Regions from separate parts of the Mus musculus genome. Here region 2 is linked to region 1. Evidence: chromatin loops called from intact Hi-C (ENCODE). Cell type or tissue: heart. All regions are shown on one strand. Each heading gives the region's core, and the rest is flanking DNA. Links, peaks and the distances in the headings are about the cores only.

Region 1 (4,407 bases), core at 129-4,128:
CTCTTCCATTGTGGTTCCTGAGGTCAGCTCCAATAGTTGGCTTTGAGTATCTGACTCTATATTGGTCAGATGAAGGGAGAACCTCTCAGGGACCAGTCATACCAGGTTCCTGTGAGCAAGTGCTTCTTGGTGTCAGTAATAATGTAGGCATTTGGTGTCTGCAAATGGGATTGGATCCCTAGGTGGCACAGTGTCTGGTGACCTTTCCTTCAGTTTCTGTTTCTTTTTTCTTTTTTTTTTTTTCCCTGTCTTTTCTTTTGACAAGATCATTTCTGGGTTAAAGACTTTGAGATGCATGGCTGGCCCCATTCCTCAACTGGAGGCCATGCATATCTGCTGGAAGTGATCTCTACAGGTTGTCTCTCCCCTTTGTTGGGGATTTTGGCTAAAGTTATTGCTGCTGTGTCCTAGGAATCTTTCGCTTCCCTGAAGTGTGGGACTTTCTATTGGCTACCCCCAGTTCCACATCCCTCAGTGCTACTTGTTTCTTTTCCATTTCCTGACCCTCTGTACTTCTTTCCTGACTCTACCAATACCTGATCTTACTCCACTTTTTCCCCTCCTTTACCTCTCTCCCTTCCAAGTTCTTCCCTCCCTCTACTTCCTGTGATTGTTTTGTTCTACATTCTATGTAGGATTTAAGCATCTACATTTTTGTCTTCCTTCTTCTTAAACTCCATATGGTTGTGGGTTGCATCGTGGGTATTCTGGGCTTTTGGGCTAATATCCATTTATCTGTGAGTTTATACCATGTGTATTCTTTTGTGTCTGGGTTACTTCACTTGGGATGATATTTTCTAGTTCCATCCATTTTCCTGCAAATTTCATGAAGTCATGGCTTTTAATAGCTGAGTAGTACTCAGTAGTGCCCAAGAAAGGTATAGCTGGGTCTTCAGGTAGAGCTTGTTTTCTGGTCTGAGAACTGATTCTTTCAGCAAAATTATACATGTTGTTCATCACAACCTATAGAAAGCATTTATTAACCAGCTATATATCCTTAGTGATCTTAGTAGTCACCTATGCGAATTTGATAACTCACTAAAGACATAGAGACCCACCTCAGCCTTAAGCTATACACATATGTGGCTTGAGACTAGGCGTGTACTGATCAGGGTGAAGGATTGGCCCAGAAAATTATGTTTATTTTTAGTGAGAAATATTACTCTAAGCTTTTTTGCCTGGATCTAAAAGGCATTTGTTTTTCTGGTATGATTTATTTCATTAATTGTTTTAGGGAACCAAGTAAGAAGATGAAAGATAATATATAGATGATAGACAGAGAGACAGATGAGATCAAACTAACAATTCTAATTTCAAAAATAATGACTGGGAGAATTTTTAACCTCTTCTGAATGGTATTTATGTGTTATCTAAAGGTCTTTACTTTCATAGCAGGAATTCAGTATTCAGGGACACAAATGTTTTCTTGGATAATCCCTGTGCTATATAAATCTGAAGCAGGGAAATAGTAATATTATCACTGAGAGATTCTGGGAACTTTGAAATGTTTTTTTAAAAATCTGTAATTTAGAATGGGGCACACATTTGTGGAGGAAGAAGAAGAGAATGGAAGGGAAGGGGAGGGGAGGGGAGGGGAGGAGAGGAGAGGGGAGGAGAGGGGAGGAGAGGGGAGGGGAGTCCCAATCTTACTATTACTCTATTGAGCTACAGGGCTCTGGTTTCCCTGTAAGGGCTTCAGGGGAGAATCTGCTTCTGTCTACCTTTAACTCCATCTTCAATCCAATCAGTAGATGCCTTTCTCATCTCTTTATGCTTCCAAGTCTCTTGAGATTGCACTATGCCCATTAGACATCCCAGAAACTCCCATTTCAACACATGATTAGTCACACCTGCAAGATCTTTCTTTGCCATGGAAGGTCCAGTTCTCACAGATGTGAGTGACTTGATTTTGGGACACTATGTCCCACCATGGGACACTGAGATTAAAAATACTTGTCACTTCCAACCTCTGAGTCCTTATCTGACCTCTTACAAGTTTTCTTATCTTAACCAAATATGGACACAAGTGTGTCATCTTGAAAGAGCTTTAAATGTTAGAATGTCATCTTATCTCCCTGATGTAACAAGTTTTGTCTGAAGTAATATGTGCTATGTTCTCATGTTATATCAAAAGAATAACTTAAAGGAAATAAAAGTAAACTACCAGACAGTATTGTGTATATTTACAAATTTTTGGCCTTGTTGTAGGTAAGGTCATTAGATGGCACATTTCAACAGAGCAAGGAGGATAGTAAAAATTCAAAAGCCACTAATAATGAACAAAAAAGTCATTGTTTTATCTGCATGTGGGTTGTAGACAAATGGCAATGGAAAAGCAATGCCTCCAACGTCTGCTCTGAATTAAAGCCCTCTGAAGAAGGATGTGGCAGCCACTCAAGCTTGCACATTCCTTAATTTCGTTTATTAAGGCCTGCCCAGAGTCAGAATAGCTAGAAGGCAAGACAGAGGCTTTCAGAAACCACAAAGTGTAACAGCTGGTCCCAATTACCATAAAACAGTGTGACCACATTCACAAACTTTTGGTTCCATGAAAGAGAGAGAAAAATAAGTTCCTCATAAAAATTTGAGAAATGCTATGGTCTGTGTGAACGCTTCTCTCTCAGCCTTCTAGATATGCACCACTGTATATATAATGCAGTTGCAATGAGATAGGCTGGCTAAGCTGGCAGAACAGAAATCGGTTCAGCTTGAAACATATAATATGAGAGCTTCACAAAAATCCACTGCTTGAAACAAAACATTTTTTCAAGAATTGTTGAAATTTAAGAGACATATTTAACAAGGAAATCAAGCAATCTTGTGTTAAGCACACAGTTATGCAGGTAACTTTTGTCTCAGCCAAGTAAGACTAATGAGGTTTGACATGTGTGACTACTGTGACCTTTACCAAAACCAGAACTTGTCTGTTAAATACATCACAGTGAATGAGAGATAACAAACTTACACACTGGACTGACCTTTGTAATAGCAATCTGAAGTTGAAAATGATACTTTTTTCATTTTCTTTACTTGAAGTTCAAAGGTTTTAATACTTCAGTTGTCTCTGTTAATTTGAATTCTTAACATTTTGGACCAATGTATTTAAGGCTCATTTGTATTCTCTATAGCCAACACTAAAGTACAGCTATCACTGTAAGGAGGCATTTACAAACATTGGAACTCACTCAAATCCTAACAGGTAGGCCCTTCTAATACCCCATTCGTTTTTAAGTCAAAATACATCAGCCTGTTCAATTTAGCAACATCCCTTAAGTCTTTTAGTGACAAAACAAGGACCTAATCATCTTCGACCCAGGAGATGCTCTGATCATTTAATAAATTCAGCAATATGACTCTTACTGAAGGGAAAGCATGAACAGTGTTAATAAGAGTTGAACTGATGTGAATAACAACCACATAGGCTTGTGTAGGTTAGAGGTTCCACATTTGGAGTATTAATGTTTTTAACAAATACATGTTTTTCTAAACAAAACCATTTAAATGACTAGTCTGAGACATAAAATGCAGCTAATTATATAACAAAAATGTGGTAGGTAGCTACTATTTAAAATATCCCTGTTAATAACTATTCATTAGTATTCAGAGCCTGTCAAAGGAGGACTGCATTAACCAGATATTCTTTCTAGACACATTTTGTTTACTATTAATTTGTAGACCAGGGAGTGAAAATAAATTACTGGAAGGCAAATGCCTTCCCACTTGTATGCTTTGGGCTGTTGCTATGTGTGCACTTTCCATCAGCATAATAGAACGTATTAATAGGCTTGCTTTTTTGCTAAGCTAGATGGATGAATATTTATCAGAGTCCCATTAGCTAAACCTTACTAGAAGATTTCATAAATTTTCACATGAAAAATGTCAGGCAATCGAGATGACTCAGTAGGTAAAGAAAGGTGTTCACTCCCAACTAAATGCCTCTGTTTGAGCCCAGGAAACCACATCGTGAAAGCAGAGAACTGGCTCTTACAGGGATCCTGACTTCCGCAACTAGACCTTGGCATAAATGCTCCCCATCTCAAAATATGGAAATAAATATAACAATCATTAAAGAAAAGTGTGTGTGAAATGGTACTTACGTGTTCTCGGAATTGTTTCACAGTTTCAACCATTGCGTTCTCCCTGACACTGGTACTCTGACAGGACACATCTCATCAAATCCTTCATTCATCATGGTGCTGATTCATTTGAAAGAGTCAAACACGATGACAGCCACAGTCTACCACTATTTTCTGTATATTGCCCATTTTTATTGTATATTTGTGTAGCTTTTGTAGCTAATGGACAATCTAGCCTAATATAGATTTCATACTGTAAATTAACCACCTTCACCTCTTTAAACTTCCAGCCTTCCTAAATCTAAAACTTAACCAGAATTCCTCCTGCATG
Region 2 (4,407 bases), core at 115-4,114, 260 kb after region 1:
TTAAAATTAAAGGTAACATCAAGAGAGGAGAGGGGAAGAAAGCAACAGAGAAATGAAGTGAGGAGCAGAGAAATGGTGGTATGAGAAGGAGGAATGGTAGAAAGAAAGGGAGTTAAGAGCTGGAAATAAATCATGAAAACAAGAAAGAGGAAAAAGAACCCTAAAAGTGATCATGCCTATAGTTAAAGATAGTGTTCTATCAGTGTTAATAGAATTGAAAGTTGTGCAGAAACAGCAGCTAAAACAGGTTTCTGTCTCTTTGTTTCCTTTACTATAGCATCATTATTAGCTGTGTTATTTTTTTATTAAGTTTATGTTTATTTTATATGTGAATACTGTATGTACATGGAAAACCCACCAATATTTCTTTCTTTCTTTTTTTATTAGATGTTTTTTCATTTACATTTCAAATGCTATCCCCTTTCCTAGTTTCCTTCCCGAAAATTTGCTATACCTTCCCCCTCCCCCTGCTCTCCAACCCACCCACTCCTGTTTCCTGGCCCTGGCAGTCCCCTATACCGGGGAACAAAATCTTCTCAAGACCAAGGGCCTCTCCTCTCATTGATGACCAATGAGGCCATCCTCTGCTACATATGCAGCTAGAGACATGAGCTCTGGGGGTATTAGCTAGTTCATATTGTTGTTCCTCCTATAGGGATACAGACCCCTTCAGTTCCTTGGGTACTTTCTCTAGCTCCTCCATTGAGGGGCCCTATGTTCCATCCAATAGATGACTGTGTTAGCTATGTTATTTTGATACTAATGCCAAGTGTAAATATTGGAATTAAATTGCTCCTTAGCTTCATGATGAAAAATGTCCACACTTCTAATATATTCTGTGTATCCTGTGTATTGCTTGATGACTAACACATTCTTCAGTTGTCCATACATTTTCTGTACTAATAACTATTGGTTATGTTATTAATAATTATTAGGTTCGGGCTGAAGGTGTGGCTCAGTTGGTAAAGTGTTTGTTATTACAATCATGGAGACATGGGTTCAGTTTCCAAGCATCTATGCAAAAAATGGGTGTCGTGGCATGTACGCACAACCATGCCAATAGGTGCAACAGAGACAGGTGGATCACTGAAACTAATTGGTCAATGTACGTAACCTAATCAATGAGCAGCAAATTTAGATCGATTCTTCCACAAAAGGTAGAGAATGACTCAAAGTCAACCTATGTTCTCCACACATAAACATTTCCACCTACAATGAACAAGTACCTATTGTGCACACATACAAATAATCCATACATATAAAACTTCACAGTATAACATGAGAAAATAGGAACTGTATAAAAATGTGGGAAGTAAGTTAAAAACATGGAAAGAAAAAGATCCTCTGAACAGGATATTATTGGAGAACATGTTCCATATTCATTTCATTTATGTGATGAAGAAGCCTGGAGATTGTATTCCTAAGAGTGATGCTTCAGTTCATTTGAAAGTGTTTCCATGTACGTAATGGAAAAACCTGGTTGTTCTGATGGAGAAATGGTAGCAGCGCTGCCCCAGCAGACCTCACTGTTTGCTTGTGTCTCTGTCCTGTTTTCAGTCTGAGACCGGGACCCCACTCTTTACTCCACTTCAATGGAGAGTGGACTAAGAATGCTTCTTACTGTCTGTCTACCAAGACAAGTGTGTTTCCCTGAATTACCAAGCTGATTATCTCCCTTTAACTTTTCTAAATAACATCCAGTTTTTAGGGGGGAACAAACCAGTATTTTCACTGCGGGATCAGAAGGAATCTAGGTCCTGAAACAGCTGCGTCTTAAGCAAGAGTTGTAAAATTTATAAAAATAAAACCATGTCTGCCAGACAGCTTGCCGTTGAAGACTGCTTCTCATCAGAGGCCTTGGCATGTGTAGTCATGTTTCCACGTTCCAAGGAATCTAATGATAATTCCACATGTTCTTTTTCTCTGGGGGCTCTGAACATTTGCATCAGGTTGCAGTCTCTGTATGAGTTCAAGTTTGCTTTAAGAAATCACTCCCTCGGGAGGCAGAGGCAGGCTGATTTCTGAGTTCGAGGCCAGCCAGGACTACAAAGTGAGTTCCAGGACAGCCAGGGCTACACAGAAAAACCTTGTCTCAAAAAAACAAAATCAAAACCAAAACCAAAACCAAAAGAAAAAAAATCACTCCCCACCTTAAAGTTCATTTGTATTGCTTGCTCCATAGTAGTTATAACAAAGTCAGAGGCTGTAGGGAACATGATACCTCTAAAGGTCTGTAAGTGAAACTAAAGATAGAAGAATTTCAGACACAAAGCAAAGGAATGAATGGGGAGCATTAGGCCTGAATTAAGTGTGAGTCTAACTTGGAACATAACCTTTGATTTTTGTGAGAACATTTCTATATTGGAAAATACATGGAGGTAGTTAACCAATGCTATTCTAGTTGTAATAAAGACAATTATTTTTATTATATGCAAAATAAAAATACCCATATAAACATCTAAACTTTATTTAAATTTGCTTTATATGTGTAAGGATAAATGGTTTGGCTGAACAATATGCCCATAATGATAAGTCACAAAAAATATGAAATACAAGTCAGTGCTCTCTAGGGCATCAGTCAGTTTGTACTGAAGAGCCAGTGAATACATCTGAATGATTTTTATAAATAATGCAGTAGGTTAAGTAGTAATCTATTTTTAATACATGTTATTTTGTTAATTATAATGGCAAAACAATAAAAAAGCAGCCAAATTTATATTATTTATAATTTAGGAAATCTAAATTTGGGTAAAATTAATGATAGTAATTAGAGGTTCCTAAAACAGTCTATCATAGTTTCTAAGATAAACTTCTACATAGTATAAATGACCATTCCCTTTATTTCTGGAAGCGGCTTGTTACTTTTTCAGTGTTAAGTAGCTTCCACAAGTCCAAGGTTTGAACACTTGTTTCCCAGCTGTTGATGCTATTTCTGGATAATATGGAGCCACAAGAGGGTGGGGTCTCAACCCTGGATTTACGTCACTAGGAACTGGGCTTTGAAGGTTATAACTTTAGTCCTGCCTTTGGGAGTTGTCTCAGCTTCCTGTTCTGTTACTATGTTCTACTGGCCAGTTTTCTGTCAATTTGTCAAAAAGTAGAGTCATCAGAGAGGAAAGAGCTTCAACTGCCTCCATAAGACCTGGCTGTGAGGGATTGTCTTAATTATGATTGATAGAGGAGGGCCCAGCCCATTGTGGTTGGGACCATTTCTAGACTGGTGGTCCTGGGTTCTATATGAAGGCAGGTTGAGTAGGCCATGGAAAACAAGCCTAAGCACCCTTCAAAATAAGCAACACCCTTCCATGGCCTCTGCATCAATTCCTGCTTCCAGGTTCTTGTCCTGTGTGAGTTCCTGTTCACGCTGCTTTGTTGTTGTTGTTGTTGTTGTTGTTGTTGTTGTTGTTGTTGTTGTTGACAAACTGTTACATGAAACTGTGAATAAAATAAGCCCTTTCCTTCCCAGTTTTCCTCTCTAAAGATCCTGGCATTTGGAAGACTAGAACTGATAAATGAAGCAGACTAAAATCTTACGCAGTAACCAGCTTTAGTCAGAACAACAGACAGTTGATTCATTAAACATTATGAAGAGTCACACGAGTAAACAATCACAAATAAAATATACCACCACATGTCAGACAAGCTGCAGGTAGCAAAAACATATTTTTCTATGCAGGCATATAAAAAGAGTAATAATGTAATAACAGTAATGTAATGAATAACTTAAAATAGAGTTACTCCTGTCCTCAACTTACTTTCTTGGAGTTTTCTCACAAGTGCTTAGAACTCTCTTCCCAGTGTTCCATTCTTGGATCCTGTTACAGCACTCCACAAGTTGCTTTGCTCATCAGATCCATGACAGCGACAGTAAGCCTAAGAAAGACGCCAGTGAACAACCCTGCATCATATACTCACACAACCATGAATTCCTCAATGTCTTCTGCCATGGAGTGGAAATGATCAGTCAAAACAAACTCCCGGCCCTTTAAATTGTTTTATTAGGTCTTTCAGTCATGATGGTGTAAAAATGACTAAAAGTACTTTGATTATACATAATGTAATCAATGCTATTTTTTTCTGCTAGTCTTTGCAAAATGAAGTAAGCAGTGAGGGTCTGAAAGATTTTGCCCATTTTATTTCCAAAATAACTTCTCATAAGCCAAAGCTACAACAAACATATGGAGCAAAACTACGGTGGTAACAGAGTCCTTTTATCTAAGATTGACTTTTCTGGGGAATCTATAATGTGCTAGACTAAATTATACTATCTATGTACCATTTTATTTTATTTTTCTCTATTTCATGGCAAGAAGGATTGTTGCCAATGTACATATTATTAGACAGCCTTTGACTATCAAATACACAGAATGTTGAAATTTTTTCATTGCTTAAATAATATTGTCTGAG

What was found. Hi-C counts contacts between places; a loop is a spot of excess contacts. Peaks named below come from ENCODE experiments on the same cell type or tissue, not always from the same donor. Only the 100,000 strongest peaks of a DNase experiment are listed, where the experiment ranks them.
Region 2: a loop joins it to region 1, with 2.3 times the contacts of the local background. A loop is called at or near these places in 1 of 42 quality-filtered maps.

What each region holds. Positions count from the first base shown.
Region 1 is chr3:49,927,160-49,931,566 of GRCm38, reverse strand. No RefSeq gene overlaps it. Among named protein-coding and RNA genes, the nearest start is that of Gm40042, 97 kb to the left of the region's middle. In heart, for the core only: no CTCF peak of the experiment used is centred there; DNase peaks (open chromatin) are centred at 1,886 and 2,396.
Region 2 is chr3:49,665,225-49,669,631 of GRCm38, reverse strand. No RefSeq gene overlaps it. Among named protein-coding and RNA genes, the nearest start is that of Gm23096, 8.7 kb to the right of the region's middle. In heart, for the core only: no CTCF peak of the experiment used is centred there; a DNase peak (open chromatin) is centred at 1,881.